3 separate regions of the Homo sapiens genome follow, and regions 2 and 3 are each linked to region 1. A link is a loop called in an ENCODE intact Hi-C map of the cell type or tissue named here. Cell type or tissue: endothelial cell of umbilical vein. All regions are shown on one strand. Each heading gives the region's core, and the rest is flanking DNA. Links, peaks and the distances in the headings are about the cores only.

Region 1 (11,178 bases), core at 3,568-8,567:
ATTTGATAAATTTCAACATCCTTCCATGATAAAAACTCATAACCAAGCGTAGAAAGAACATATCTCAATGTAATAAAAGACATTTGAGACAAACCGACAGCTAAATCATACCGCATGAGGAAAAGCTGAAAGCCTTTCATCTAAGAACTGAAACAAGACAAGGATGCCCAGTTTTATCCCTCCTGTTCAACATAGTACTGAACGTCCTAGCCAGAGCAATCAAGCAAGAGAAAGAAATAAAAGGCATTCGAATTGGAAAAGGGGAGGTCAAAGTGTTCTTCTTTGCTGTTGATATACTCTTACATCTAGAAAACCTAATGACGCTACCAGAAACTCTTAGATCTGATAAATAAATTCTGTAAATTTGCGGGATACAAAAGCAACCTACTAAAATCAGTAGCATGTCTATACACCAATAAAAAACTAGCTGAAAAAGCAATCAAGAAGTCAATCCCATTTACAATAACTACAATAAAGAAAATACATAGAAGTAAATTTAATTAACAAGGTGAAAGACTTCAGCATTGGGAAAACCACAAAACACTGGTGAAAGAAATTGAAGAGGACACAGACAAATGGAAAGACATTCCATGCTCATGGATCAGAAGAAGTGATCTTAAAATGACCACACTACCCAAAGCAGTCTACAGATTCAATGCTATTCAAATCAAAATACCAATGTCATTTTTCACAGAAATAGGGAAAAGAATCCTAAAATTCATATGGAACCAATAAAGAGTCTGAATAACAAAAACAATCTTGAGCAAGTAGAACAAAGCTGGAGGCATCCAACAACCTGACTTTAAAATATATTAGAAAGCTATAGTAATGCAAACAGCAGGGTATTGGTATAAAAACAGACACATAGTTCAATGGAACAGAATAGAGACCCCAGAAATAAACCCACAAATTTATAGTCAACTGATTTTTGACAAAAGCACCAAGACCATGGACTGGGGAAAGGACAGTCTCATCAATAAATGGTGCTGGGGAAATTGGATAGCCATATACAGAAAAACGAAACTGGACCCCTATCTTTCATCATACACAAAAATCAATTCAAGATGGATTAAAGACTTAAATGTAAGATCCCAAATGATAAAACTTCCAGTAGAAAACAGCAGACCCACTTTAGGACATTGGTCTAGACAGAGATTTTATAGCTAAGATCTCAAAAACACAAGCAACAAAAGCAAATTTAACCAAGGTGGAATGGGGTCACTGCAAGTGGGACTTGCTTAGGCACTTGGCAGCAATGGCTGCCCATGGGGGACTCTGTCCTCAGGGAACTTGCAAATGTGTGACAGCCCCCCTGCCAGGGGTGCTGAGGTTGCTATCAGTGGCTTTCACTTTAGCCCCCATTGCAGCAGCCAGCAACAGCAGCTGCTGCAGGCACAGGGTGTCAATGGAACTCCAGGGATGGGGAGGTGCAAGCCTCTTTGGCCCCAGGGCAGGATGTAGTCTGGTGAGGGCTGGGCTCTCAAAATGGCACCATGTATTTTTTGCTTAGGTCTTGGGTGGTGTGTGGGAGCCAGCGTGAGCTACCTTGCTGGACCAATGCCATAGCCCCGTCTGCAGGCAGCTAGCTCCCTGTGTTAGTGTCAGGATCCGTGAGGATGGAGTGGGGCTCTTCTTTGTCTAGGATTGCAGGAGTTGGCAGTAGTGAGGTGGACCACTGAGGATCTCTTCTACCCTTTCCTCACAGTAGGTTCCTCACTCTTGGGCTCCTAGCTGATCCTAGCAGAGCAGACTGCCTCCCTTCCCTCTCCTTCCTTGCCTTAGGTGTGTCCTGTCACTTCTCTGTTGAATTCCAAGGTTCTCTCTCAGATGCTCTATTGAGAGAGTAATTACTTACTTGCCGTTTTATTTCTTCTTTGTGGAGGAAGCCAGTGCTTGGTGCCTCCAGTCAGCCACTGAAGCCCCTTCTCTCGTATCTAGTGTTTATCATAGCTCATTGAGTTTCTTTAATATCAATATTTGGAATTCTTTTTCAAGGATTTCATAGATTTCCTTCTCTGTAAGATCTGCTGCTAGAGAATTATTGTGTTCCTTTGGAGGTGTCATGTTTCCTTGCTTTTTCATGCTTCTTGTTTCCTTAGGGTGATATCTTCACATCTGGTGTGACAGCACTGCTCCCAGTTTTACGGATAGGCTTTCACAGGGAAAGAGCTTTCTACAAGGTTGGTCAGCCAGGGTGCTTTGGCTTTGATTCTGGGTGGGTGCAATACTATAGTCTCTGTATGATTTCTTTGGCTATAATCCGCCTCAGTGACTTCTGTGATTTTCTCAGTGGTTTAGGCTGCAGTGGAGCCTGAGGCAAAGCTTTGCTGGGGATGGGGATGACATGTGGGCCAGTCTTTAGGAACCAGTGGTGGCAGTGGCAGGCCTGGTGTGCCAGTCCTTGGAGGCCTGGGAGGTGTATGCTGGCACTGGCAGTGGCAGGTCCAGGCAGGCACATCCTTGTGCCTCCAGGCGGCTTGCTTAGGTGCAGGCAATTGCAGTGGTGGGCTGGGAAGGTGTGTTCTCAGGCGCCTGGGAGATGTGCATATGGCGTCAGCAGTGGCAGTAGCAGTGGGGGGCCAACCTTCAGGCCCCTGGGTCACTCACATGGGTGCCAGCAGTGGTGGCAGCAGGCTGAGCAGACCAGTCACCAGGTCCCCGGATGGGAGCTGGCAGCGGCAGCAGCAGGCTGGGTGAGCATGGTCCAGGGGTGCAGCAGCGGGTAGGATGGGCCTGTCCCTGGACAGTGTGTGCAAGCTCCAGTAGCGGCAGCAGGTGAGCCTATCCCCAGGACCCCAGATGGCATGTGCATGGGAGCTGGTGGTAGTAGCTGGGGCGGGCCAATCCCCAGGCATCCTGACAGCTTGTGCAGAAGTGTGGTGGCTCTGCTCCTGGAGGGGCTAGGGTTGGTGTCAGTACCGCAGCCTAGGGCAGGAGGCTCTCAGGCTCTGGGGGGCACACATTTTGGCTCCCTTGGTCCCAGGGGCAGCCTCCGTGGTGCACTGCACCTGTTCTCTGGGGGGTAGGACACTGTGTTGACCAGACTGCTGGGTACAGAGCTGTGCCACTGGGACTCACCACAGTTGCAGTACTGTAGCTCTCAGGTGGACATGAGAGATCCCAGTGTGGCGCTGGGAATATGGAGATGCAGGGGCTGTGAGCAGCCAGGACAGGATGGAGTCTGGTGAGGGCTGCGCTCTCAAAATATTATTGTGCTGCAACTGCTTGGGTAGGGGAGGGGGATTGGGACCCAGCACAAAATCCCCCCGCAGAACAATGCCGTTATGTGGCCTCCAAGCAGCTCCCATACTAGTCTCAGGGCCCACAGGGGCCTAAGGGCTTTCCCATAGCCAGGATTGCAGAGTTCACTGTGGGAATGTGGACCACTTTGGATCTCTCACTTATCTTTCGCCTGCCATTGGGAATTTCTCTTGGCTTCAGGATGCTTCGCTCCCCTCTCCTTACAAGCCTCAGAAGTGCTCTGTCACTCTCTTGCTCAATTCTGGGGTTCTCTCTTGAAGTTCTGTTCGAGGTATGGTTATCTTCTTGCTGTTTTGGTCCTTCTTGGTGGAGGGTCTGGTGCCTGGTACCTCTAGCCCGCCATGTTCCCATCACTTATCCTCCCCAGCTTTTAAAACAGTTTGGAGGGTTTAGTGGTAATCCTTTTGTTTTTGCTGTCTGGCCTGGAATCCATTAGCTTGGGTGGTCCTGAATCTATATTGTTAAAAATCTATATGTATCCTTTTCCTTGCATCAATAACAGATTTTAGAAGTTTTTTTCTTTATTTCGTTTTTTTCATTTTTAGTTAGAAAAGGATATGGTGCTAGCAGCAGGATAGAAAGAGATAAAAGGCATTCACACAGCTTTTTAGGAATAAATGCCTGGAAACTCTCCAGATTTATCAATTGCATGGTTCCATTTTTATGAGAGTATTTTTAAAATTCTTTTATCATATAGGAAAGTATTTGATGTTATATGTTTTCCAAGGCACTTTTAGACACCTGATCTCATAAGATCTTTATAAGGAGCTTATTATTATGCAGAGTGTGTATTATTTTCTCTTACTTTCTTCCTTCTCTTTGCCCACCCACCCACCACAGTCTCCTGCCCTGAAATTTAATGATGATAACACTGAAATAAAGCATAGCCAGAGAAATCCCTAAACTGGCACAGCAGGCCAGTGGGGGAGCTCAGATTGGATCTCTGGCTTCCTAACTCTTAGTCCAGTGGTCTTTTTCTTTGGAACTGTAAATAAATTCTTCCACCAATGTCCATGTCATTATTCTTTGCTCTCTATTTGCCATGATCTATAGTTTTGGTGGCTCAAAATACATTATCTTCCTGGGACTGGCTCTACCAAGAGCCAAGGACATTTGTGTTGGAGCTAGCAAGGGCCACAGTTAAATGGGTGAATGAACAGGCTGGATGGAAGGACTGTGGTGGAGGATGGAGATGCCAACCTTTCTCAGAACATGAGAAAGGTCTTCCTGTGTCCAGAGTTCTGTCCATTGCACTCACACACTCTTTCCTGGCTCTCCTCTTTTCTTCTCTGGCTACTTCTGTTTTGTTTGCCGCCATCCTTCTCCACCAGGCACCTAGTGTGAGTTCCCCAAGGCTAGTCTTAGTCCCCATTTCTTTCCCTATACTCTCTTCATATGTGGATTCAACCAGGCCTTTTCTTTTCAAATGTCATCTACATGCCAATGGCTCCCAAATCAATTTCCACTCCAGACCTCTCTGTGCTCTGTCCCTTCAATGTAATTATGGACTTAATATTTCTACTAGGATGTCTCAAATTCTCAGAATGTTTCAGATAGAACTTAGGATCTTCCCTCCTCCCCCAAATTGGTTTTCCTCCAGAATTTCCTTTCTACCACACCCCATTGCACAAGTCAGTAATCCTTGGAGCTCCTCTCTCCCTCACACTCTATAGTCTGTATATAATCATGTGCTCCCATCGGGTGACTTTGACAACTTCCCACTCCATTAGCCCACCCCCTAGTCTAAGCTACCACCATCTCTCACCTGGACTGCAACAGCTTCCCACCTGTTCTACCCAAATCCACTCTCGTCCCTCTCCTACTCATTCTTTACACCAAAGTCTATGTTGTGCATCACTGTTCAACCCCCTGACTCCCTGTGCTGAGGCCGCACTGGTCTTTTAGTTCCCTGTAGCAAGACATGTTCCCATGCCTCCTCTCCACCCCCTCCCTACCCCACAACCACCATCGTCACAGGGCCTTTACTCATGGTCTACTGTATGCCCAGAGACTCCCCACCTCCAATCCACACACATACACAGCCATCTAGTTACCTCCTACTCATCCTTCAGACCTACATCACTTTCCCAGACCCAGGTCATGTTCCTTCATTAGAAACTTGTCTCCAGTCATGTTCTGGACATGTGTATCTCAGATTTGTAATTACACTCCTTCACTCACTTAACAGCTCTTTACTAAGCACCTACTTTGTGCCAGGTACTGTCCTAGGCAACTGAATAATTAGTCAAGCAATTGAAAAATAAATGCTTGAGTATTTTCTGTTACTCTCAAGTACTAGGAAACTGAAAAAATACAATATAATTACCACAGGTAATTACATTCTATGAATAATTAATTACAAGTTCATTTCTTTATTTATCTTTTTAATATCATTCCCACTCTAGGCCCTATGTTCAATGAGAGCTGGAACTGTGTATATTCTGGTCGACAAGTATCATCAGCTCTCAGTGTAGTGCTAATGCCTAGCAGGTACTAAAACATTTGGGAAATTAATGAATATTTACATTTGTAAATTAACAAGTGAATGAATAAATATAATTTGAATATTATAACCTGGCTTACATTGAACTTGTGATATTTTAATGTTTAATAAATATTGTGATATACAATTCGAAAACAATTTCATGTGTAGGCGGCAAGACAACCTTTCCCCAACTTGCCCATTAACCTGTAAAAGATGTGAATAGTTACTCCCTTCTCCCCTCACTTTTGAGAAGTGGTTTCCGAAGAGCTAGCTGAACTTTGCTGCCATCTTTTGACCAAAGTTAATACTGCAGAGATAAAAGCTACATTCCGTAGAAATTCTCATTACAGCCTCTGAGTATCAATGAGTTCTAGCTTTGTGTAAAAATGCAAGAACGTGTTGCCACTTAAGAGGAAATACATGGCCACACTCGGTGCCTACTTCTATTATATGTTTCTTTCTTTATTTGCATAGCTATCTTCTATCCACTCTTTCTTCTGTATCCCAGCACCATGGTAAAGCTTAATAAATATTTTTTTATGTGAATATTCTAAGCGAACAGTAAGTGAACAACAATTTAATATCAGGACGTGCAGTGTACAGACACCAAATAGACATTAGTTATTATTATTAACATTATCATTATTAAGACCCTTCCCCTGCAAAGTAGATGACTTCAGGAAGACTCTAAGTTCCTACTTGCTTGTGGACACCTACCCCAAACTTTGTCTCTCTCTCTCCTCTCTTCTTTCCTCTCACCCTCCCCTTCCCTGGAAGGCCCATGAAAATTACTTTTCATTGCTATCTTAATCCCTTAAAATATATAAATACAGGCCGGGAATGGTGGCTAATGCCTGTAATCCCAGCACTTTGGAAGGCCAAAGCGGGCAGATCACTTGAGGCCAGGAGTTCAGGACCAGCTTGGCTAACATGGCAAAAGCACGCTAATAGTTGTCTACAAAAAAATACAAAAATTAGCCAGACGTGGTGGCGCATCTCTGTAATCCCAGCTACTTGAGAGGATGAGGTGGAAGGATTACCTGAGCCCAGGAGGTGGAGATGGAGGTTGCAGTGAGCCGAGATCACACTGCTGCACTCCAGCCTGGGCAACAAAGTAAGACTCTGTCTCAAAAAAGAAAAAAAAAAAAAAAAAAATATATATATATATATATATACACACACATATATATATATGTATATATATACACATACATATATATGTATATATATACACATATATGTGTATATATATACATATATATGTATATATGTATATATATACATATATATGTATATATATGTATATATATACATATATGTGTGTATATATATATATACACACACATATACACACATACATACATATCTTTATATTTTGGTTCTCCATTAAAATTATAAGGCCCTAGTTGCAAAAAAATTGTATTTCAATCTTAGGATCTCCCACAGTACTCAATAAATGCTTATGGACTGCATTGAAGGTCATTTTCTGAAATGAAAGATTTAAAGAGATTTTATTTTGCTCTAACATATTTTGTGTTAAGGCTATACTGGGAAAATTATGACAGGTTCTCAGAAAGCTAGCATCGTTTTAAACTAAATATTTCAAATGATATTCATTTGGAAAATTTACAAAATTGAAAATATGACCTCTTTGAAATAGCTGTAATGCCAGGGAGTCTTTGTATATTGTAAGCTAGATAATAGAATATAACAACCAAGAATCGTGGCAATGTTAACTTCTTTAAACAAAGGAAGCCAGAGAGATGAAAAATTTGGATTGTCCCATGAGAAGTCTGATAGGTATTTGAGCAATACATAGACCTGTTTAAAAGAACAGATATACCTTGGAGTCCTTGAGGGGCGTCTGTAGCAGAATCTGGTTTCAGGAAAGTGAAATTGTTGGATAACTCATGAAAACAAAAACCATGAAACAAAGAGGTTCATCATCTGTTTGAAGAAACAGAGGTTCATCATCAGTTTGAAATTAGCCCTTTCAGCATAATGGGGAAATGCTGCAGCTGAAAGAGAAACCCTTTCATTCCACACACATGCCTGGTATATATTAGGTTGTCAGCAAATACCTATTGAATTGAAGAGGACTTTGATTAGCCACGTTCTTACCTTTCTTTACAATTCACTACAGTTCAGCTCCTGGTGATTTAATAATTCTAAATGCCCAAATTTAAACATCCAGTTTTAAACAATTGGTTCTGGATGGGCATGTCAAGGAAAATGATGTTTTGTAGTTTGCTCTGCCATGTATGACTGAGAAAACTAAACAAAGCAGTTGAACAGCTATGTGGATGATGTTATATTTAGAAGCTATATTGCATGTACTTTTTACTAATTTTACTAAAAATATTGCTCATTTTCATTTTCACACAGAAGCATATTGAGGATCGGATGCTATCTTTGGTCCTCAGTGTGGGGTAGCCTTGCTCACCAGAGATAGAACAATTTTGTTTTAGGGAAAATTTTCCAGTCCCACTGAACACATATTCAAAGCAGTGAGCTACACCACCTCTGTGTTTTTCCTGGCTCTTGCATGAAATAAAATACCTGCTCACAATTTCCTGTGCTGACAGATTAGGGATAAAATGTCTGAGCTCAAGGAGAAATGGGAAAACCTGCTGGATTGGATTGGTCATTTGGGAAGACTAACATAGGATACAAGGCACCCGCTTAAAACATCACCTGGCTATTTTAAAACCTTTCTGCAGGTCAATGAGCTAAATGGGAGTTCTATGTAGAGGATAAGAAACTATTCATTTCTCTCAGGCTTAGCTTTTCAGAAAAGCCCTCAAAAAAAAAAAAAAAAAAAAAAAAGTCCCTCTACTTCGAGTGCACTAAATCCTCTTGGTGACTTTGGTGAAAGAGACATGAAAGAGCTGATGAAGGCAAATGTGTTTCAGATGGAAAATAATAGCTCTTGGAAAGCAATGCCTGGTGAACATCTGGTGTCCCTTTATTCTGAATGAACATCTGTCACCCTTGGTTAATAGTTTACACCTGTTGACCCAATCAACATCCCTACTACAACCAAAGGTGAAAATACTGATGTTGAGGTCCCACCCCCTAGAGATCCTGATGGAATTTCTTGAGTTTGGCCTAAACTTTGGGATCTTTAACACTCCCTGGATAATTTTAATACGCAGCCAAGATTGAGAACCACTCTGTAAACAGGAGACTTTAATTGGATTTGGGAATATGACTTATTAATGCAAAAATTAAACTAGAGATATGAATTGTTTACAGACTTTTATCATGTGTTTAAAATATTTTAAGTGGTTCTGTTTACATTAAATTTATATCATTTTGATAGTTTTAGACAACTTTGTATTGGATTCATTGAGTCCCTGTCAATATTATAATTCATTGTTTCAGTTATAGGCACTATTAGCAAACAGAAAAATAAAAGTTATAAGTCTACATATTGCTTAAACGTCTATGCATGCAATCCTTCCTTGTGGGGCAACCTTATGATGAATTATTATGGTTACAGACAACCTGGAGTGATTGTTTAGTGTTTCATTACTTTTTTATTTTAAAATGATCTCATATAGTCGCGTTTTGTTTTTTTATCATTGGATAAATATAACTGGGTGACTAGGTGTGGATCTTTGTATAGCAAAGTGACAATTTAACTTGTAATGATAGAAATAGGATTCTAGAAAATCTGTTAAGAAGTCTGCTGGTCAAACATTATCTGAATTCAAAAGTGACTGAACCATGGAGCCAATAAACTATCCTCATGTTGGCAATACCGTGTCCTGTATCTTCAACCGTCTTTATGACTTTGGTTTAATGACTATTAAGGCATGACCACAAACCAAAGAGGAAAAAAATAACGCTGAACTCTAGTCCTAACCCAATGCAAACACATAGATCTATAACTACTCCCCCCACCCACCCATGTATCTACTCGAAAGGAAAACTCAAAAAACTATGAAAACTGTGCCTATTTGAAACCCTTTATTGGTTGTCGCTTTGTTTCATGGTGGCAGATGGGTCAAGTGGTCAACTTAAGATGCACTTTAAGATTACATTCTTCAAAATAAGCAGAAGCCAAAAAAATTTTTTTAACCTGGTGGTTTAGTAAAAACAGAGTTCACTTTATCCTTTTATTTATTCATTCATCCAAGTAGCTGCTGTGTGATAAACAAGTATGCATATCCCTCAGAGGTAGCTAAGAGAAAACCTCCAAGCCAAGAAGCTTAGTCAGGAAAGCCAGTGTTCTATCACATCTGGCCTCAAAACATTTAAAATGTCTTCATTATAAAATTGAGTATACATTTTTAAAAATCTTTAATTTTATTTATTTATTTATTTGAGGCAAGTTCTTGTTCTGTTACCCAGGCTGGAGTGTAGTGGTGTGATCATAGTTCACTTCAGCTTTGACCTCCTGGGCTCAAGCAATCCTCCTGCCTTGGCCTCCCAAGTAGCTGGGAGTACAGGCATGCACCACCATGCCTGGCTAATTTGTTATTTTTTGTAGCAATGGAGGGGGGTCTTGCCATGTTGCCTAGGCTAGACTTGAACTTCTGGCCCCAAGTCATCCTTCTTCTTTGGCCTCCCAAAGTGCTGGGATTATAGGTGTAAGTCACAATGCCTGGCCTAAAAATCTTTAAATATTTTCCACTGGCTTATTTTTACATTCGTAAGTGATATTTTCACCATAAGTCATACAGTTTCTGGGCCTCAGTTCCTCACTTGTGAAGTAATCAATCAGAGCACAAAGGCTAAGCTGCCATCAAGAGACTTAAAATCACAGTGACTTCAATGGGTAGGATGAGAGAGAGCTTAATTTCCCTTCCATGTCCCAGGCTGATCTGGCATTCTGGGATAGTTGGGCTGCTCTGTTACAGAAGGTCATCTATTGACCTGGGATGGCTAGTAGCTCTGTTATTCTCAGTGTGTGACTTCTATCTCTGAGCCCAAGGTATCTACTGTAGCTGTTGCTGCTTCCCAGCCATCAGAAAAAGGAAAGCTTGTGAAAAGCTGCTACTTTGCTGAGGAACTGACTGGAAGTTGAATGTGTCTCTTGTGCTCATATCTCATTGATTCAAATTTAATAGCATGGCGATTCTTAGCTGTAAAGGAGCTAGGGAAATGCACTGTCTTGTTGTGTGGTGTGCTCAGATAAACCTTGGAGAGTTCTATTACTACAGGGCAGAAGGGGAGAATGAATAGTGGGAGATGTTTACTAATCTCTGCCATTTGAAGGGTTGTGACTACATGATTTTTAGTATTGCATTCAGCAGTTAAATCCTGCAAATTCATGATTTTGCATGATTTTGACCAGTCTGCTCTTTAATTTTAAACCCAAAGAGTGTGTGTGTGCATGTGTGTGTGTGTGTGTGTGTGTGTGTGTGTGTGTGTGTGTTGGGCAACAGATGGAGAGTAGGGCAAACAGATGCACTATATTTCTTAAT
Region 2 (11,178 bases), core at 3,667-8,666, 230 kb before region 1:
GAACTAAGACATTTTAGATCCATAAGGACTAAAATAAACTATTTAGCTGCTATAAGGATACACTCCACTAAAATGAGGGAGCAAAATAAAGAGGAAGACAAGTGATGAAGGAAACGAGATCCAGCACAAGAAGGCGGCAAAGGGAATTCCCAGGATGGTGAGAGGCACAGAGCTCTGTAATGGCCTAGCAATCAGCTTCCAGGTAGGCAGAGGCCTGTGGAAGGAATGGCTGTGTGCGAGGGGTCCAGGGAACAGGAGGACCAACTGAGTGGCCACCTCATGGGTTCTGTACAGAGGATTTTATAGTTGTGTCAGAAGGTTTGGGGATGAATTAGTAATAGGAAAGTAGAAAACCAAGAGACTATGAACAAAGTTATAATTCCAAGAGAAACAGAGTTATTGAGAAAGGAAATACACTCATAGTGCACTACAGACTCTGCTGTGAGCATTATATACCATAGTCGTAGCCATGAAAACAGTGACTATCAATTGAAAACAAAATTATTTTATATTAGCAGCTTGGGGGAGGAGAGTCTGTGTGAGGAAGCTAAAGTCTCATCATGTAAAATAGGAGGTCAAAAGTAACATGTAATCAAAAAGAACTAAAAGTAGAACTGCCATTTGATCCAGCAACCCCATTACTGGGCATCTACCCAAAGGAAAAGAAGTCATTCTATGAAAAAGACACTTGCACATGCATGTTTAGAGCGGCACAACTTGCAATTGCAAAAATGTGGAACCAGCCTAAATGTCCATCAGTCAGTGAGTGGATAAAGAAAATGTGGTATATATACACACCATGGAATACTACTCAGCCATAAAAAGGAACAAAATGAAGACATTTGCAGCAACTTGGATGGAGCTGGAGACCATTATTCTAAGTGAAGTAACTCAGGAATGGAAAACCAATTATCGTATGTTCTCAGTTGTAAGTGGGAGCTAAACTATGAGGACCCAAATGCATATGAAGGATGTAATGGACTTTGGGGATTCAGGGGGGAAGAGAGAAAGGGAGTGAAGGATAAAAGACTACACATTGGGTACAGTATACACTGCCCAGGTGATGGGTGCACCACAATCCCAGAAATTACCACTAAAGAGCTTTCCATGTAACCAAACACCACCTGTTCCCCAAAAACTATTGAAGCTGAATAAATGTATTTCTAACTTCCTTTTTATGACTCCTTTCATCCGTGGCTTATTTTAAAGTATCGAATTTGATTTCCAGATATTTGCGAGTTTTCTAGATGTCTGTCTGGTTGATTTCTAATCCATTGATTAGAAACAGAGAACAACAACAGAAAAAAGAAAATGAAGGGAGTAACTTGGTAGGTCATGTAACACAGAACCAACCTGCCAGGGGAATGTGTGATTCCCCCTTGATATAAGATGCAGAATGGCAGCCATCACTTGGGAGTGTGTCTTTTGAGAGCCTCCAGCTGTTGACATCTCTAAGCAGATTCCAGCTGTGAGGGGGTTGGGATGACGTTATTGCAGTGAGGCCCCTGATGGAGCTAACAGGCACTGATCTCTGCAGGCTTTCTCCTTGTTTGAGAGGGTTTAGAGCATGAGAAGCGCCTGGCCCCAGTTCCTGGCACTTTGTGATCTTGGGCAAGTGAAGTCACAACTCAGTTTCTCTATCTGTGAAATGGGGATAATACTACCTCCTTCTAAGGTTGTTGTGAAGAGTAAATCAGTTAAGGTAATTGAAATCTTTCAAATAGTGCATGGCACATAGTAAGCATACTGGGGTTTGTTATTTGTTTACTTTTGTTAACCTTTGCATTTTTGGGTCATTATTATTGTGTTGTTTTCTTTATCCAGTTCACAAGAATGGATCAGTACCTCAGAAGTGGTTCTTTGAAGTATAAAAGGAGTGACAAAAATAAGAAAAACTACAGCTCAAAATAACATAAGCATAAATAGTGAAGGGAAACCCAGTGTCATTATAAAATGTGAATCTTAACATCCAGGGACCAGTTAATCTTTCAGGTTGATAATTTTAGTCAAGTCACAGAAAAAGAAAAATTGTAAATAGAAAGTATCATAATGACTTTCTGAAAATTGAATTTTACTTGGGAGGTGATTTATTTGTCCGTGGTCTCCAGTGCTTTCTCTTTTATGAAACTTTGTCAAATAGGGGCATAAAACCCCCAATGCTTTTGAGTCATTTTCAGACAGAGTACAGTGGCCTCTCCAGTAAACCAGTTGAGTCTTCCCAGATCAAGTACAAAATAGTGTTTTCCAGGGTGAAACTGATGAATTTTGTTACTAAGGGCCCAGAATATAGAACAAAACCTCAGAGGCATCATTCATAGTTACATTCATCCTAGCAAAAGTAGATTTGCTGAGAAGTTTGCAACATCAACCTCCAAACTGATGGCAAACATATTCAAAAGGAAAGAGGAACAAGCTTTTGGCAAAATCGTTGATCAAATACTGCTGTTGCATGTGACGTAATATCAGGGGTATGCAATGTGGAAAGCAGTCATGCATGAATGAATATTTCACTTTATAGTTTGTTGAATTCACTGTGTAGAATATGAATCAGTCCTTAGAATATGTGTAACACACGAGGGAGAAATGTTCAGTGACTTTCTGTAATCTTTGTCGTTGAAACCCTTCGCTTCAGGAGAGATTCTTTTTGTTGTTTATTTGGAAGGCACTGATAATGAACAAAAGGTTCCCAGACATTCCTAATGACAGGGCACCAGCTGAGTAGGCAGCAAGGAAGATGCCACTCTGCTAATGCTCATCCTCCCTCCACTTCTTCCACCAAGAGCAGGATGAAAACTCCATCACTGAATGTGTATTTTCCACTGGGCTGTGTAAATAGATTCTCAGCAATTAAATAGCTCAGCTTTTCTCCATTGAGTTGTGCTAGCTGTTGAGGAGACCTTTTTGGAATAAGGTATGAAATAAAATATTTCTTCATGGTCTTGATATGAGTAAAGACCATGTCTGTGATAATCAGTTGGCTTAGACAGATGGCATATTGCATAGGCTTTTCTCTTTTCAGACTGAATCTGTCTCTTCCTGGTCAATGACAGAAATAAGAAATAGAATTTTTTAAAACTGGATAATACTGCTGAGACTGGATCACTAAGATCTGACTGTTTACTAGCATGTATGATTTTCATCAAGGAAGCATAAATGTTGGGCATATGTAACAACTGGAGGTAAATATAAGCAATAAATGAATGAAGAATCTATTTCCCACTTCTCTTAATTCGAAACATTGCATCTCCCAGACTTAAAGGATAACTTAGGTTTCCAATAAATTCCAAGCGAGGCGTTTAGTAAATTTTTCCATAATATCTGGGTTCATCCTTGGTGGAAATATCTGTACTCCTTAGTAGAACAAAACACTGCAACAGTTACCAACAGTCTGTACAGTGCATGAGTTGTGATTTTCTAATTGATGTTAATGAAAATATATTAATTAATTAGCTTAGATGTGGAACCAGAATATTACTCAAGCTAAATGTGTCATTGAACCCAAATGAAAGATTGTGCTGATATGGAATACTTAAAATTAATTTAAAAATATATTTTATCAATATTTTTCTAAAACATGTAAAACCATGTATGATAAACATGTAAAAATTATTAATTTTATAATTATCTATCTGCATGTCTACAATATGCCCATTAAGTGAATTCCTGGTTGGCAAAATTTGGAATATATGCCTTAAGGGTTGGAGAGTTGTTATTCTGGCCTGGTGTTTATGTGATTCTATACAGGCAAATTTTCTTTCTTTGGGAACTGTTTCTTCATCTATAAAAATGAGAATAGCCAGATAGTTTTACTAGTCAAAATAGCAATACTACAACTCTCTGTCCACAGGTTCTGCATCTGCAGATCCAACAAACTGAGGATCACAAATATTTGGGAAAAATAACAATACAACAAAAAATAATACAAATTTTGTATTGTATATCAATAAGCATAATAGCTATTAACATAGCATTGGCATTGTTTTAGATGTTGTAAGTAATCTAGAGATGATTTAAAGTATATGGGAGGATGTATTAATACATATATTATATGCAAATACTATACCAATTTATGTAAGAGACTTGAGCATCCTCAGATTTTGGTATCTGCAGGAGTCCTGGAACCAGTCCACCATGGACATTGAAAGATGACTGTAGCTACTAAACTAATAGACTTTTCGAACTGCAGAGTGCCTTTGAATGCCATAGATCATATAAATCTTAAAGTTACAGGAGACTTCAGGAGTAATCTACTTTATCCTTCCTCTGCAAGCATGGATCTCCTCTGGAGTGCACCTGGTGCGTTCTCCATGTACTTTCTCTCATGGGGCAAACAGAGGTTGTAAAGTTTGCTATGACTTGACAAGAATAACAACTCCATTACTGGGCAACTTGGTACCATTTTCAACAGCTGTAACTGTTACAAGGTTTATATATTTACACTCAAATCTGATCCCCCTTCCCTTTAACCGTAACTTTTATACCTTGGTTTTGATTCTGTCCATCACAGCCAAACAGAAAAAGTCAACATTTTCTCTAATGTTAATAACTACTTAAGCTGCTAATCTTCCCCTAAGACATCACTTCCAGGGCAAGTTGCACTAATTCTTTCAACCCTTCCTCCTGTGTTTCCCATGTCCTTCTCCTTTCTGGCCTCTCCGAGCCTCTGCATTTGAGTGCTCTTCAGGACAAGCGTGGTCTACCAGTATTGATTAGAGTGATTTTTTTGTGTTGTTTCTCTGTTAAAAGCAGTGTTTACGGACGTAGGCCAACTGTGTACCAGGAAGTATGGGCTTGACATGGTTATGCATTACTTTATTTAACCCATATTACTTTGCAAATAGTTTTGATTATCTGTAGTACGCTGGGAAACTAAGACTCAAAAGTTAAGTAAATTGTTCAAGGTAATTTACCTAGGAAGTAGCAGCGCTGTGTCTCCTATCCCATTTAATTATTCCATCATACATTGACTTATATTGTGCAATTTTTCTCATACTTACTATCTTGGCCACGTTTCCTTTTTAGAATTTAAGAAATATTACATTCTTCTGAAAAACCTTTAAACTATACAGAAATATATAAGAAAAACCTTCTCCACCCCAGTAACCATGTGGTAGTGTGATACGAGAGTACCTTTTTACGTTGTTGGTCTACTGCTTACTTTCTGTACCTAAATAAAATACAGAGATACGAATGTGTACCTGTGTCTCTGAAAAGATTGAGTTAATAAATATAATGGACCTGTAGAATTGTGTCTGGTACACAGCAAGTGCTCAAATGTTGCTATTATATGTACAAACACATACATAATGTGTGTATGAAAATCAACATACACACACGGAATTCTTTCAAAACCAAAACAGGAATGGGAACAGTCTCTGTATACAATGCTTAAACTACTTTTATCACCCAAGATTTATCGTGTATATTCTTCCGATTATTATTTCAGTCAACTGTAGTTTTTCTTTTTGTTGCTACAAAGTATACTCTATCCCCTTAATTTATTTAGCTGTCCCCTTACGGATGGATGTTTAGGTTGTCTGCATGCTGTTAGAAATAGTGGTGCAGGGGACTGCTTGAGCATAGATCTTTATTCATGAGAGTTGATTGTCTGAACCTACACATATAAATGTACATTTATCACTTTAAAAATGCCTTATCTTGTTACATTTGGCCTGTTTTTATAATGTAGTCATTGGGTAGATTTTGACCCTGTCATCAGTGGATTCACTGTCTTTGGTATTGCTTCATTTTAAAAATTGTGATCAACCTACTTTCGTTAACATCTTGAAAATCATGGATTAACACAAGACAGAATTCTGTAGTTGCCACCAGAGGGCTCCTGTTATGTTGAAACTGATTTTATAGGTATAATCATTCACCCAGGTATAAATCTACTTTGGGTATTATCTTCTAACTATATTTCTCCATTGTATGTATAGAAATGTCGAGACAGACCTTGTCAGATGCCTTCATGGAATCTTGTTAAGAAAGTAGTCATTTAGTGAGTAATCTTTGCTACCCAGTCTGGAAGGATGACACTATATTCTATATTTGGAGAAACTTGAAATATAAACGACAGATGTCTATACTTTGGAAAGTGTCTGAAAAATGTCTAAAAATGCCCACTGTTTTATTGCCAAGAGAAGGAAAAGTGTCAGTGCTATTTTGATTTTGTTAGGCTAGCTGCCACGTAACTGGCTCCAGTGTTGATGCTCCATTTGGCAATTTTTTAGCACGATCAGATTGAATATAATCAGTTAAACTATATTTTCAGAATATTTGGGTTGATTTAAACCATTAAAAGTAGTTGCCTAAATGTGAAATACAGTCCAAAAATAATTTTCAGCGTCTACCATGCTGCTATTATGCAACGAACATGTCATATGAGCCGACCAAATATGTGGCTTCTTTGAGCATAGTAAATAATGAGAACATTAAGTTTCGCGCACATTTTAATTTATTCTTTAACTTTTTAAGATCAAGGACTCTGAAGTGAGAGAATACAGATCATTATTCCTTTTTTTTTTTAATCTGAAAGAATTGAAGCACAGAGAATTAAAACAGCCCAGAAAAAGAAGCGATACATCCCGATCATCAGGAGAGTCAGGGAAAGCTTCACACAAGAGGTGGCTTACCGTTCTGCTGAGGGTGACTGTGAGAAGGAGCCTCCAGGCTGGCAGGGAGCCTTGGTGGAGAGGCACAGGAGAACATGGAGGGTTGGGAAGCAGAAGGAAGGCATGCAGGAGCATGGATGGGGAGGCTGACCTGAAGGGTGCCATGAGGAGGCCGGATCCTGGAGTCTTGAATTCCAGGCCCAGGAATTTGGCCTTGAATCTGCAACATGAGAAGCTGGTTGGGAGGTGTAGAGAAAAGGGGTGACTCTAATCAGGCTCAGGCACAGAGGAGACACCGAGAGGGCTGTTGCTGCTCCTTAGTATTCTGGGGCTTGGCTGTTGAAAACCCTCCCCGGGGGTTGCTGAATGCCATGAGAAGGGCAGTCCATGTGCTGCGGCTGCTCCTGCCATGCCACTTGTAGAGGATATCATGTTTCTTCTTAGGAAGTCTCAGGGAAGCAGGGTTAATGGTCATTTCAAAAAGTAAAATGCACATCTTCTCTCCCAGTTTGTGTCCAGTTTTGGTGTTTGTGTTTCCGTTGGGCCTTTCCCACAAAGGCTTGAGTACTGTTAACAGGTAATCCCTGTCATAGTGGTGCCGTGAATTGGCCATGGGATATAGATTATGTGATGCTCGGAAGTGTGTATTGGCTTCAAAAGATTGGTACAGGTCTCTTTTAGTTTCCAAACATTCACATATGAGAATTCTAAGCTTAAGGAATTAACGTCCACTAAAATTCAAGCGGTATTGAGCATTTACTCTGTGCCAGGCAGGGATAGGGGTGGGAGAGAAGAAAAGTAAGGCCCTGTGCCCTGGGCATTAATGGTTCCCTCTTTCATTTAACATCCTTTACATATATCATGCATTTGCCCATCCACCCTCATCACATTGTTGGTTATTCTTATTTACATGTTTGTTAACATCAGTGTGAAAGCCTCTCCTCCCCCAGATAACGTTTTCCCTCCTATTTAAATCCTGCAGCCTCAGCATCCCCACCAAAGACCACTTCCTCCTCCATTCAACTCTTCCAAGGTGCAGTCAGTTTAATTCAACGGATATTTCTGGGACTATTAGGTGCAGAGTCCCATGTGAGTATCTAAGGGACAAGAACTGTTCTTTGTAACCCCAGTACTGAGCATGCTCCAGGTGTGTCTCATGAACAAGGAAGGGCTTGTGTTCCCCTGAGGAGGCAATATGGGAATACACACAAGGAATTACACAGCATTTGGGGCAGCAAGTGGCTGACAAAATGTGTGGCTCGTGTGTTCAGCTCTGTGGGAACTCAGGTTAGAGACTGAGAGTGACTGACACCAGGAGTGTGTCTCTCACTGCTCTGTCCCATCAATGTGTGCCCTGACTCAGTCACTGAATAAAGGATCACACATGCCTAGCATGCGTCATGCGAATCTTGATGTCACTGAAATATTTTTGAGGTGGGGAGAGCATTTTTGGGAGATCTGTTTGACTTTTGTGCACAGACTAGATCAGAGAAGTGTTTCACACAGGGAGCAAGATCAGTGCTCTCTCGTGTTCTCTAAGGGGCAGAAGTCCCCTTTGCCTGTAGGTTTTGGAATGCCCTATCCTCCTTACTGAGGATGCTCCAAATGGGGCTGTATCCTCTCCCTCTGGTAATGCCATGTTTTCTGCCCAAACTTTGGCTTCAAGCTTATTTCCAAAAGCCATCGGCACTGGCTGGACCTGTGGAGCACTGCCTGATGCACTGACGGTTCCTACTGAGAGCTTGGGCCACACTGGAAACATTTCTATTTGTTGATGGGGGTGAGATTTCAGCCAGGTAAGTCAATACTAGAAGTTATATGGTGGCTTAGATGAGGTTTTCTAGAAGCAAAGTGTATTAGTTAGGGTTCTCTAATGGGACAGAACTAATAGGATAGATGAATAGATGAAAGGGAGTTTATTAGGGGAATTGACTCACATCATCACAAGGTGAAGTCCCACAATAGGCCATCTGCAAGCTGAGGAGCAAGGAAGCCAGTCTGAGTCCCAAAACCTCAAAAGTAAGGAAGCCGACAGTGCAGCCTTCAGTCTGTGACCAAATGCCATAGAGCCTCTGGCAAACCACTGATGTAAGTCCAAGAGTCCATAAGCTGAAGAACTCGGAGTCTGATGTTCGAGGGCAGGAAGCATGCGGCATGGTAGAAATATGAAGACTAGAAGACTCAGCAAGTCTCCTCATTCCACTTTCTTCTGCCTGCATTATTCTAGCTGCACTGGCAGCTGATTAGATGGGCCCATCCAGATTGAGAGTGGGTCTGCCTCTCTCAATCCGCTGACTCAAATGTTAATCTCCTTTGGCGACACCCTCACAGGCACCCACCGAACAATACTTTGCATCCTTCAGTCAAGTTCACACTCAGTATTAACCATCACAGAAAGCCTGTGCAAGTGATTTACTGAAGAAGTACTGTCAGGAGAAACCAGGAAGGAGGTGAGGGAAGCAAGTGAGAGCAAGGGAAGAAGCTGGGAAAGAGTGCTCTTAGCCCAAGTCTAGCCTCAGCCTGACCCCCTGGGGAGCTCTGAGGCCACATAGCCACCCCACGTTGAGCAGGGGCTCAGCCCTCTTTCCTTGGTTCTGAGCTACAGGCCGCCCCTGGGGGCACCATCTCCCAGGCATTTCTGGACTAAGTGGGCCAAAGAAAGTTCTCTGGAGAAGGGTTTGTCTGTGAGCTATTAGTAGCCAGCACTCAGCTGCTCACAGCGGGCAGCAGGAGCTCAGCCTGGGAGGGCCATCGGCAGAGGCTCCTTCAGAGCCAAGTTGACATTGTTACTTCTTCTGCCTCCTTCCATTCACAGATGCAATTATCCTCCTAGGAAGATAGTAGCATAATATTTGTGTAGCACTTTGAACTTAAAAAGCCAAGCTTATTTTCTTATTTTATTTTATCCCTGCAACAATCCTGTAAGGCGAGCAGGGTAGTTGCTGAGTCTTTACAGTCAAGTGTTCTAGTACGCGAAGCTTAAATGACTTAAGATCAAGCAGCCGTAGTTTCTGCTGAGTATTCTGTTTGATCCTTGCAGCAGTTCGTTATTGTTACCCTGTTGGTTGATTGTTGTGATGCAGGGAGGTGGAGTGACACACTTGTGTGCTCATGGTTGGTATGTAGTGCACTTGTAATTGTGAGCCCCTGTTTGATTCCACACCCTGTTTCAGTCTCGTCATACCCTGCAGCCTCTGCAATTGGTAAGCAAAATCAAGTCCAAAACCCAAGTTTTTGACACGAACTACTCTTGGAAAGAGGCTGCTAAGCATAAATGTTGGGGGACATTACATCTAAAATGTTAGCTGTGCTAATTATTTAAAGCTAGCATAGCATAGCATATCAGGACAAGTTGTTAAAGCTTCACATCAAGAGTAGTCACTTGGGATGTTTTAGCTATTCAATTTGTATTCATCTTGGATTCTTATCTAGATTGACATGACAGCTTGAGGTGCCAAACGTATACACCGTAATTCTTTTTTTTAATAGTGAAGCATAAATGGATTATGATGTAGGACTTTGAGAATTGTTATTAGGTGAGTTTGACAATAGCACAGGGTAATAATGTCTCAGACACCTAGGATACTTGGGAGAATAGGGTATTCTGCTTCAATAATTTGTTTGTTCAGCAAACACTGAATGCTCTCTGTACCAGAAATTGTGCAGTAAGGAGGTAACAATTCATAGTCAAGTAAATATAGTTGTCATAGCCTAGGGTAAGGGTGCTATAACAGTAGCCAGACTTGATAAAAAGGAGTTTAGGCCTTTAAAATTATTTTCATAGCTAATGGTAGCACACTCCTGTTTTAGAGTAATATTTCCCAAAGCAGAGGTGTTCCTATACCTTGTTCATCAATATCACAATGTCTTACTGGGACACCTGTTGTATGTAAACTACTGTAACCCATTCTGTTACTTGCCAAATCAAGAAGCTTTGAAAGAAGTCTTAGAAAATATAGTTGTAAAGTTATTTATATAAAATCACATTTAACCTGTAACGTATTGTAAGATGAGTGTTGGTGAAACACCTTCTTTGTCTGGGGAATAACCTGTGGTTTGTTGCCTTGAGCCAGGAAAGAATTCAGAACATGGACACATGGGTGGGTTAAGGAGCAGGAAGTTTAGTAGTGGAAAGGTGAGAGGAAGAGGAGAACAGCTTCTTGCAAGAGAGAGGAGATAGAGGGAGAGCGAGACGTCTGGAAAAAAGGAGGATCAATAACAAGTTCTGAAATTGAGGCAGTAATTAATATCCTACCAACCAAAAAAAGCCCAGGACCAGATGGATTCACAGCCAAATTCTACCAGAGGTATAAAGAGGAGCTGGTACCATTCCTTCTGAAAGTATTCCGAACAATAGAAAAAGAGGGACTCCTCCTCAACTCATTCTATGAGGCCAGCATTATCCTGATACCAAAACCTGGCAGAGACACAACAAAAAAGGAAAATTTCAGGCCAGTATCCCTGATGAACATCTATGTGAAAATCCTCAGTAAAATACTGGCAAACAGAATCCAGCAGCACATCAAAATCCACCATGATCAAGTCAGCTTCATCCCTGGGATGC
Region 3 (11,178 bases), core at 3,075-8,074, 740 kb before region 1:
AACATACGTGTCCATGTGTCTTTATAGTAGCATGATTTATAATCCTTTGGGTATATACCCAGTAATGGGATCACTGGGTCAAATGGTATTTCTAGTTCTAGATCCTTGAGGAATCGCCACAGTGTCTTCCACAATGGTGGAACTAATTGACACTCCCACCAACAGTGTAAAAGTGTTCCTATTTCTCCACATCCTCTCCAGCACCTGTTGTTTCCTGACTTTTTAATGATCGCCATTCTAACTGGTGTGAGATGGTATCTCATTGTGGTTTTGATTTGCATTTCTCTGATGGCCAGTGATGATGAGCATTTTTTCATGTGTCTGTTGGCTGCATAAATGTCTTTTTTTGAGAAGTGTCTGTTCATATCCTTTGCCCACTTTTTGATGGGGTTTTTTTTTTCTTGTAAATTTGTTTAAGTTCATTGTAGATTCTGGATATTAGCCCTTCATCAGATGGGTAGATTGCAAAAAATTTTCTCCCATTCTGTAGGTTTCCTGTTCACTCTGATGGTAGTTTCTTTTGCTGTGCAGAAGCTCTTTAGTTTAATTAGATCCCATTTGTCTATTTTGGCTTTTGTTGCCATTGCTTTTGGTGTTTTAGTCATGAAGTCCTTGCCCATGCCTATGGCCTGAATGGTATTGGTTTTCTTCTAGGGTTTTTATGGTTTTAGGTCTAACATTTGTCTTTAATCCATCTTGAATTAATTTTTGTATAAGGTGTAAGGAAAGGATCCAGTTTCAGCTTTCTACTTATGGCTAGCCAGTTTTCCCAGCACCATTTATTAAATAGGGAATCCTTTCCACATTTCTTGTCAGGTTTGTCAAAGATCAGATGGTTGTAGATGTGTGGTGTTATTTCTGAGGCCTCTGTTCTGTTCCATTGGTCTATATCTCTGTTTTGGTACCAGTATCATTCTGTTTTGGTTACTGTAGCCTTGTAGTATAGTTTGAAGTCAGGTAGCGTGATGCCTCCAGCTTTGTTCTTTTGGCTTAGGATTGTCTTGGCAATATGGGCTCTTTTTTGGTTCCATATGAACTTTAAACATATTACCCTTTTAATATATTGCTGGATTCTCTTTGTTAAGGTTTTGCTGGGTTTTAAGTCATTGGTATTTAGGTTTTCTGAAAAGAACTGGAAAGCTTTATTTCTTTCTCTATGCTCTGAAACAGGTAGCATTGGAATGATCAGTTCCTTGAAAATTTAGAAGGATTCATCCATGGATCCACTTATGTTAGGTGTTTTTTTTTTTTTTTTTTGCAGGGGCAACTATTTGCAACTTATACAATTGCTATCAAAGTTATCGATCATTCTTTTCCTATATTACTTCTTTGAATTTTGATAAATATTTCCCTAGAAAATTTTTATCTAGGCTTTCAAATTTATTAACATAGAGCTCTACACCATATTCTTTTATTATGGTTTTATACAACTTTATTTTTAATGTCTGCATAATATTCCATAGGTGGATATGCCATAATTCATAAATGTAAAAACAGTTTTACATTTTACTAGTAATTTTAAGTAGTGGTTGGCTGGTAAATGAAGGCAGTTTTTCCTTCTTGAGTTCTACTGGCAACCCTGCCCTGTGTGATCTTGTTGAGAGGAGGATAACAAAAGGATATGGCCTTTGGGTTCAAATCTTGGCTCTGCCACTTGGTACCTTGGGGGAAATAAATTAATCTCTCTATACTTTAGTTTTCTCTTCTGGAGAAAGGATAATGATAGTAATTTCTGTCTCAGCAAGGGTTTAGTACAAGAAACTAAAACTCTTCTAGGTGTTTTAGCAGAAAGGGATTTAATACAAGGAACTATATACTTACACAGTTGCTGAAAGGGCTGGAGGAGCAGTGATTCCCTATCACAGAACTGACGTACTAGGGGAGCTGTACCTCTGAAGCCAGCACGATGGGAACTGGTGAGTTTAAAAACACAGCTGAAATGTTGTATTGCTACTGGTTCTGCTTTAAATGCCCAGGAAGCTGGAGAAGGACTGCAGTCCTGCTGCAGAAAAGGATCACATCTCCACACCCTTGCTTGCCAGAATGAAATTTCTAAAAGGGGCAAGAAGTGGCCTCTGCCTCATTTTCACCTTCCCAAACTCATGCAAATACTTATAACTTATGAAACCTAATCTATATGCAAAGCCTGAGCTCCAAAGGAATTTGGGAAATAGTTTTCAGCTTTCTAGTATGGAGGATGATCAAGCCAATCCACAATATCTGCTATAATGCCTTCCATGAGATTGTTGTGAAGATGAAATAAAATAATTCATGTGAGTACCTGGTAAAGAGTGATGCAGTAAATGCTATTTATTGTCGTTTATAGAGAGCAAGGCATGTGCCAGGGACTGAGCTTATTTACTAGGGATGGAAAAATTAATAATGTTTCTTTGCTGTCCTCAAAATATTTCCAGTATAAAGAGGGTAGGAATTAAATAATTATATTACAACCAAAAAAAGTGCTATGGGAAGGCAGGGGACAGGGTAACTTGGTTGGCAGTGTGTGTTAATTCGCTTACTTATTCATGAGAAAGCATATTTGCTGGCATAACTCACTGTACTGACCAGGCCTATTGCTTGGTGCTGGGATGTAGAACTGAACCAGACAAATGTCTCTGCCTTGTGATGCCCTATGTGTTCTCAGTGGGGAGTGATGACTGGGGGGAAGTCAGAAGGAAAGGCTTCACAGAGGAGGAAACATATGGGCTGGCTCTTTAAGGATGAAGAACATTTTAGGCAGAGAAGGGAAAGAAGGCAAGTACAGACTTACAAAGAATTTTAGTTCTTGGCTTAGGGCAGCATTTCCCAAAGTGTGTTCCATAGAACACTAGTCCCCAGAGTGGCTCCTCGAAGGGATGGTTCTGCAGTAAGTCACCATCTAGGGGTCATGATGATGATTAGCTCATTAAAATGTTGACAAGACTTACAGTAAAATGCTATTAACTTTTTAACTCAATGTTTATTATATTTTTTGTCACAAAAACCTTCTTTGATGGAATATCTATTAGTATAGAATACACTCTGCAAAACATAAACCCAAGGTGATCAACCGCTTCATTCTACAGCTGGCAAAATGGGGCACAGGCAGGCTAAGGGTCACACCATTGGATTATAAGCTGAAAGAAGTCAGGGACCATGTTTCTCTCCAGCAACTTTTTTTTTTTTATTATTAAGGAATTAACCTAGTACATGGCACTAGACTGTTAGGGATGAAGAATTGATGAATTAATGAAAAACTAATCTAGAAGAGAACTCAGATATCTCAACTTTCGGGCCTATGTTTTTATTAATATATACCTTTCAGCCAATGGGAAGACATTCTCCCCACAAGGGTTATGTACAGCCTTTTCCCTTTGAGGTAGTGTTGCCTGATAAAATTTAGGGTGCACGCAATATTTGGACATATTTATACCCCAAAATTATTCATTATCTATCTGCTGTTCAAATTTAACTGGCATTCCATATTTTTATTTGCAACATTTGGCAACCCTACTCTTGGGGAAACAGTATGGAAATCTTTCTACCTGCTAATGTTACTTGTTAATCACCTTAAAAAGCCATTTATAAACAGACTTGTATTTTGCTTTCCAGTATATCACAGGGTCAATCCTTTTAAGTGGGTCTAAGAAGATAAACTGATTATGTTCACCTTAGTTTCTTTCAAGTTCCTGCTGAGAGAAAAAGCTTTTGTGTAAACAGGGAAGTGACAAAGCATTTGTTTCATCAGCCTGCACCCTAGCACATGTGAGAGGGTGCCAGTAAATTCTTCCAGCCTGGGCAGCCCTTTATAATCCACAGGAGAAGCACAGACTGAGATAGTAAGAGATATGTGAAGGAACAGGGAAGACAATTTCCTAAGTAATGAGGCTGTTTAGACCTTGCAGAGGAAGGACACTGCTATTATACACCCTAAGCCAGGTCTGTGTTTCCAAAAGGTGATACTCTTAGCCACAATTTTTTGAGTTTGGACCAGATGATTCCTTCATTTTGTGCAGTGCAGACCTGGATATAGATAATAAATTGTAATGCCCTTAAAAGCTTTCTTGTTCCCCATCCATCTTTGTCCTGCCTCACAAAGATGTACTGAGACCTCTCACAAACCATCCATTGTGACTTTGCCAGGGGATCCTGATCTTAAGACAATTAAACAATTAAAAAAGATCAGTTAAAAAAAAATCCTTCTTCTCTGCTCCTTATGCTGTTGGCTGCTTAAGCTGTTTGCTTTCATCCTCAGCTCTTGTGTGAATTATACATGTTTTTGTAAACTCAAACTTAAAACCCAGTATGTCTTTAGATAGCTTTTTGCACTGCACCCTTTAATGTGGGTTATTTTTCACATGCACTGGGGTGATTTTGCTTGTGCATAGAAGGGCGGTGGCTTGCTTCAAGTATCGGTTAATTGCACTTACATTCATTGGTTTGTTCCTGTTACAAACAGAAAAGAAAAAAGAAAAAAAACAAAACCCAACCAAACCAACCAAAGAAACACAAAACATTATGTACCAGGAACTGTGTGTAAGGCCCAGGTGAAACAGAGATACATAAAGCACAGTCCTTAAGGAATGGAAACGTTAAACAAATACTTACAATTCAATGTGATAAGTCAGTAGAGGTGACATTAGTACAGAGGTGCTGCACAGAGGGGCAGAAGGAATAACTCCACCTGTGGGAGACGGAGGGGGAATAAAGAGCTGCACAGGGATTTATGAGCTGAATCCTGAGGCATAAATAGGCATTTTCTCACTGCACAGATTGCAGATGGGAACTCATGCAAAGGCAAGGAAATATGAAGCTGTGTAATTTGTGTTCAGTGAGAGACTTCCACAGGTTAAAGATGGCCCACTGGGACCCAGAAAGAAAACAGCATAACTCCTTTTCTGTATTTATTTTTATGTAAAAAATCTTTACTAATATTTAGTATATGATTTACAGTTGGGCATATGTAATTTATCAGTTAAGTATAGCTGTGTGGTGAGTTGCATGCTCAAAAATGCTTTACCAAAAGGGGGCGCCCATGATCAAACTAATTTGGCTACTACTGCTGGAGTGGCAGAATTGGGGGTCCAATTCAGGCCGGCAACAGTGCCAAAGGAGTCCAGATAATTATGTTTCTTGTAGTCCAGGGTATCTCAAAGTATGGTCCACATATATGTACCTACAATGCTTGCTAAAGAAAAGTGAATTCCCAGGCCTATCCCACATCAATAAAATCAGTATTTCTCAGGAAGAGGGTCTGGGAATTTGTGTGTTTGACAAATTCACCAGGTGATGCTTATGGTCTTAGTCTGCTCAGGCTGCCATAACAAAGTACCACAGACTGGGTGGCATAAACAACAGACATCTATTTTTTCAGTTCTGGAAGCTGAAAGTCCAAGATCAAGGTTCCTGCAAGGCTCAGTTCCTGGTGGGGGCTCTCCTCTGGCTGGCAGATGGCCACCTTCTCGCTGTGTCCTCATATATTGGGGAGAGAAGCTCTACCCAGACTGGAGTTCAGTGGTGCAATCTCAGCTCACTGCAACCTCTGCTTCCCAGGTTCAGGCGATTCTCATGCCTCAGCCTCTGGAGTAGTTGGGATTACAGGCACATGCCACCACGCTTGGCTAATTTTTGTATTTTTTGTGGAGACAGAGTTTCACCATGTTGGCCAGGCTGGTTTCAAACTCCTGACCTCAAGTGATCTGCCTTCCTTGACCTCCCAAAGAGTTGGGATTATAGACCTGAGCCACGGCTCCTGGCCTCTTCCTCTTCTTATAAGGACACAAGTTCTATTGGATCAGGGCCCCACCCTTATGATTCATTTAACTTTAATCCCCTCCTTAAAGGCCTTATCTCCGAAACAATCACATGGGGGAATTTAGAGCATCAATATGTGAATTTGAGGGGGGCAGGGCAGGACACAATTCAGTCCATAGCACTTATGTTCACTGAAGTTTGAGGACCACTGCTCTAGTCTAACCAACAAAGAAACAGTAAAACCCGTGATAGCTTCTGATGGTAAGCTCCTTTGTTTCTGAGTCTGCACCGAGAGGATGAGCTAGAGAAACATGGGATTTCCAGCTCCCTGCCTTGCCTTTCAGACCAGCATTGTCCACTAGAAACATAATGGTAGCCACAAATGTGAGCCACATGTGTAATTTAAAGTTTTCTATCAGCCACAATGGAAAAATGTTTAATGAGACTGTGACATCAGTAAGAAACAGGTGAAATTACTTTTTAATAAGTAGTTAATCTATTATATCCAAAATATTATCATTTCAACATAAAATCAACATAAAAGATTATGAGTAAGATATTTTACATTTTTTGTATGAAATCTTTGAAATTCTGTGTCATATTTTATACTTCTATTTTAGCACAGCTTAATGTAAACTAGCGAGATCTCAAACACTTAGTGGCCACATGTGGCTACTGGCTACTGTGTTGGACAGGCAGTGCTAGACTATCCCAAGCTAGACTATTCTGCTTTGAAGAAGCAAAACAGACCAGGTGTGTTGTGTAACATGCTGTATAAGTACCGTTGTTTCTAAGAAAGGCTTTATGATTATGATTAGTCCTGAAACGTTTTTGTTAACATGACTCTCCTCTAACCAGAAGTTTAAGATGTCAAGTTTAAGCAGAGAACAGAAGCTGACGGCTCATCCTAGCAGCTGAAGAAATTGTCACCGTTCAATGTTCTCTTTACCATTTACATAAGAAATCACAAGCTGCCAGCCAGGGCTGGCTGATGCCTGAGCCATGCTGACTTGATGATGGTTTTCCCTTAAATTAAAACTGAGCTGCATTTGATTTATCACCCAGAGCTGTCACTTCTCACCTCCAGTGAACCTTTCCTAAAACCACAATAAATGTCACTTCAAAGGTTCAGAACTGGATTTCAATGGTGAAGAGCATATTCATCCTAAAACAGGCTCCTTGAAACAAAACAGGGTTTGCCATCAGTGTTGGGAATGGGGAGAGGATATGGAGACACTCCCCTGAATTTTGTATAATGAAGAAAGCATTTGGCTGATCATGAACTTTACCCATATCCACAAGATCAAGTTTGGGATCCCCAGGGGCAAAGGGTGTGTTATTGGTGCTGAGCTCCGTCTTGGGAGCCACTAGAGCCCAAGAGCTTCTAGTTACTTTTGAGACAAGAAATTCTTGTTTAGTTGGAGGAACTTGGGGGCATTTGGTTAGAGAAGAGAAAGTTTGGTGAAGAGGGCATGACACATCACCCTCATGTATTTGAGAGCTTCTTGGAAGAAGAATTAGACCCATTCTACATAGTCAACAGGGCAGAATTAGAACATATCTTTAGTTCAAGATAAATAAGACATTTTTAATGAGATTGTGACATCAGTAATAAGACACAGACATCAGATTGTGCTTCCGTATGGAAATATTTGTTGAGTACCTACTTTGGGTCAAGCACTGTTATTTATATTATTTTAATGAAATTTCATAACATTTCTGTAAGGTAGGCATTATTAGCTCTTTTTCATAGATGATGAAATTGAGGCTCAAGGATGTTAAGCACCTCCCAGAATAGGTGCTTTGAGTTGGAGGGAGGTCTCCCAGTCACTGAGCCTGTTGAAGCAGAGGGTGCAACACCATCTGTATGAGCTGGGAGGTGTCAGCCATCTTGATAAGCTAATAACTGCTACTCTTTACTTGTGCTTGTTTTGTGATAAAAGATATTACAAATTTTGATTTATGTATTAAAGTGACATGGCCAAAGAGATATTACATAGACTAGTTTTCAAACTATTAAGAAGAGAAATTCTTTTTCCTTCCTGCAGATGGAAGCTTCAGCAGCAGGAGCCAGGCCCCACACTCTCCTGCTCCCAGTTGGTCTGTGGTGGGATATGGTGAGGCTCAGCTGTTTGCTGGTCACTTCCCCTGGTGACCAGTTAGTATCCCAGAGGAATCACAGATAATAGAGTGATGTGAAATGAACTTAAAAATAAATGTTTAAAACACTCAGAGGAATAAAGGGAAAATAGAATCCATACAGCAAAACAAGACCTTATAAAAAAGAACAGGCAGATTTGAACAAGAGATAGAAATTTAGAAAACAAAAAAAAGTAATTAAAATAAAAATCTGTCTTAACATGTTTATGCTGCTATTAATAAAATACCTGAGACTGAATTTACAAGGAACAGAAATTTATTTCTCACAATTCTGGAGGCTGGGAGTTCAAGATCAAGTTGTATAGCAAGGACCTGGTGTTTGTTTCCAAGATGGCTCCTTGTGGCTTCATCCTTGGAAGGGGAGAAACACTATGTTCTCGCATGGTGAAGGATGGAAGGGCAAGAAGGTGAACTGTCTTTGCAGCCTCTTTTGTAAGGCCATTAATCCATTCATGAGGCCAGAGCCCTCTTGACTTCATCGTTTCCCTAGAAGCCCCACCTTTTAATACCACCATGATAGGGATTAAATTTCCATATGAATTTTGAAGGGGACACACATTCAAACCATAGCAGTGGTCTAGACCAGGGATCAACAAACTCTAGCCTGTGGGCCAGCTGCCTGATTTTGTAAATAAAGTTTTATTAGACCACAGCCATGCCCATTCTTTAGCATATTGTCTTAGGCTGCTGTTGAACTACAAATAGCAGAGTTGAATAGTTGAATAGAGACGATGTGGCCACACACTCTAAAGTATTTACTACCGGGCCCTTTAAGAAAACATTTGACAAAGGTTGGTCTGGACTGAATGTGAGAGAGAATTAGTGATTTGGAAGGTAGAGATAAAGAAATCACCCAGGATACAGCACCAAAAGATAGACAAATGGAATATGGGATAGGAGGTTGAGACATGGAGCACAGAATAAGCACAACACATTCATGTCACCAGTATCTGAGTTCCTCCTTTTCTACCAGGGTGCACTTCTAGACCACACAGCTTAGCTGGTTGTGGTCAGGTGGACCTTGTGATTGAGTTCTGGCCAATGAGACATGAGCAGGAAGGAGGAGCAGCACTTTCCTCTTGCCTGGACAATCTCTCCTACAATCTCTCACATACTCTCTTCCTTCATGAGAAGATGGAAGTTCTTCTGGCTTCCTGAGTGACGAATTCTCCCTTTCCTCTGCTCAGCTGCCTCAGTTTGAATATGAATTAGAAAGAAACCACTGCTAAGCCACTGACATCTTAAGGTTGTTTCTTATGGCAGTTAGCCACTGATAGGGTTTGGCTGTGTTCTCACCTAAATCTCATCTTGAATTGTAGTTCCCATAATCCCCACATGCCATGGGTGGGGCCCAGTGGGAGGTAGTTTAATCATAGAGCGGTTACCCTCATGCTGTTCTTGTGATAGTGAGTAAGTTCTCACAAGATCTGATGGTTTTATAAGGGGCTACCCCCCTCACTTGGCTCTCATTCTTCTCTCTCCTGCTGCCATGTGAAGAAAGACATGTTTGCTTCCCCTTCTTCCATGATTGTAAGTTTTCTGAGGCCTCCCCAGCCATGCTGAACTGTGAGTCTATTAAACCTCTTTCCTTTATAAATTACCCAGTCTCAGGTATGTCTTATTAGCAGGTATGTCTTATTAGCAGACTAATACATACATTTTGATTTATGTATTAAAATGATGTGGCCAAAGAGATGTTACATAGACTGAGTAATAGTTTTCAAACTATTAAGAAGATAAATTCTTTTTCCTTCCCCCAGATGGAAGCTTCAGCAGCAGGAGTCAGGCCCCACACTCTCCTGCTCCTGGTTGTTCTGTGATGGGATATGATGAGCCACCCTGACTCGTATAGATTTAATAGAAGTTCCAGAAGGAAAGAATATCAACTAGTGCTTTTCAAATTTTAATGTGCATATGGTTCACCTAGGTGTCTCATTGAGTTCTTGATTCTGATTCCATAGGTCTTGAGAGGTGCCAGCTATTTTGCATTTCTAACAAGCTTCCAGGTGGTGAAGCCACACCTGGTCCATACATCACATTTTGAGTAGAAAGAGAGAATGAGGAAGAGGCAATATTCAAAGAGAGAATGGCAGAGAAGCTCCCAGAGTTCAATATGCCAGAGTTTACTCTTTGTCTGTTTTCTTCTGTGTTCTTATTTCCTAAGTAAGTAGACACTTAACTTCAAACAGATGACTATGTTTCAACAGACTGGGGGCTTTGGCTCAATTTCATGTCCCTGCAAGTCACTTTGGCCATCTCAGTCACTCAGTCACATTTATGCACACATGCACACACACAGAAGTGATTGTGGAAGCCCAATGCACAATGATTTTTTTTGGCGCGTTTCCATATTTTATGATCCTCTTTGCAAAGATGCCCGTTCAAGTGCAACACACCATTTCATCTCCATGCCTACTCCTTTGTGGTCACAGATCTAGTGATTCTGGACCTCACTGGACTCTGTGATCCCTGGACAAAAGAACACCTAGAAAGCTTGGGTGTGGGGCTGACCCTGAGGCTCTCAGCCTAGACCACATGGAGTTAGAATGGGATTGGAACTACCCCAGCTTGGTGGGAATCCCCTGGAACTGAGAAGGCGAAGAGCTGCCCCTGTCAGCAATGCTGTGCCCACCCAGGCTCTTCTCCAAAGGTGGTGTTCCTCTGCTCTAAGACCATGGTGACAGCAAACAGGGATAAGAAAGGTATCAGCACTAGGGCTGGAACCTATGGAGTCCTCAGCTTTCCCAAGCAGATTTTATGCCGGAGGAAGTCCAGTGTAAATGTCATTTGCTTTACATGCTGGATTGGAAAATAGACAACTTGTGTGTCTTATACAGTGGAACTTGAATTTCAGAGGTGAAAGAGATGCATAAAAAACCTTTACAAAGTTGTAAAAGGTTTTTATTTAAACCGGTACTTCCCATTCTCACAAATGACGAGTGTACTATGGCAGAGTCTAAATTTTCTTCTTTAGGTGAACCTAAAAATTTTTGCTAGCCTATATAATTTGTATGTCCACAATTATCTATCTATCTATCTATCTATCTATCTATCTATCTATCTATCTATCATCTATCTCTATCTATATTTTATTTTTTATAAATAGAGACAGGGTCTCACCATATTGGCCAGGCTGGTCTCAAACTCCTGGGCTCAAGTGATCAATTGCCTTTGCCTCCCAAAGGGCTGGGATTATAGGCATAAGCCACTGTACCTGACCCAATCTTTTTTGCTAAAATATATCTTGCAGTGCCCATGAAAGAATATGTTCAGAATTCATCTCTA

What was found. A loop is a pair of places that touch in the nucleus more often than their neighbours do. Peaks named below come from ENCODE experiments on the same cell type or tissue, not always from the same donor. Only the 100,000 strongest peaks of a DNase experiment are listed, where the experiment ranks them.
Region 2: a loop joins it to region 1, with 9 times the contacts of the local background. A loop is called at or near these places in 9 of 110 quality-filtered maps.
Region 3: a loop joins it to region 1, with 12 times the contacts of the local background. A loop is called at or near these places in 25 of 110 quality-filtered maps.

Annotation. Positions count from the first base shown.
Region 1 is chr14:56,468,586-56,479,763 of GRCh38, forward strand. No RefSeq gene overlaps it. Among named protein-coding and RNA genes, the nearest start is that of TMEM260, 110 kb to the right of the region's middle. In endothelial cell of umbilical vein, for the core only: a CTCF peak has its summit at 6,036 (motif pointing left); a DNase peak (open chromatin) is centred at 6,026; H3K27me3 peaks cover 154 bases.
Region 2 is chr14:56,241,855-56,253,032 of GRCh38, forward strand. All of the region lies in intron 2 of PELI2 (pellino E3 ubiquitin protein ligase family member 2), which reads left to right. Among named protein-coding and RNA genes, the nearest start is that of LINC02284, 64 kb to the right of the region's middle. RefSeq lists an enhancer at 8,716-9,216. In endothelial cell of umbilical vein, for the core only: a CTCF peak has its summit at 5,840 (motif pointing right); a DNase peak (open chromatin) is centred at 5,827.
Region 3 is chr14:55,727,079-55,738,256 of GRCh38, forward strand. No RefSeq gene overlaps it. Among named protein-coding and RNA genes, the nearest start is that of LINC00520, 64 kb to the right of the region's middle. In endothelial cell of umbilical vein, for the core only: a CTCF peak has its summit at 5,012 (motif pointing right); a DNase peak (open chromatin) is centred at 5,023.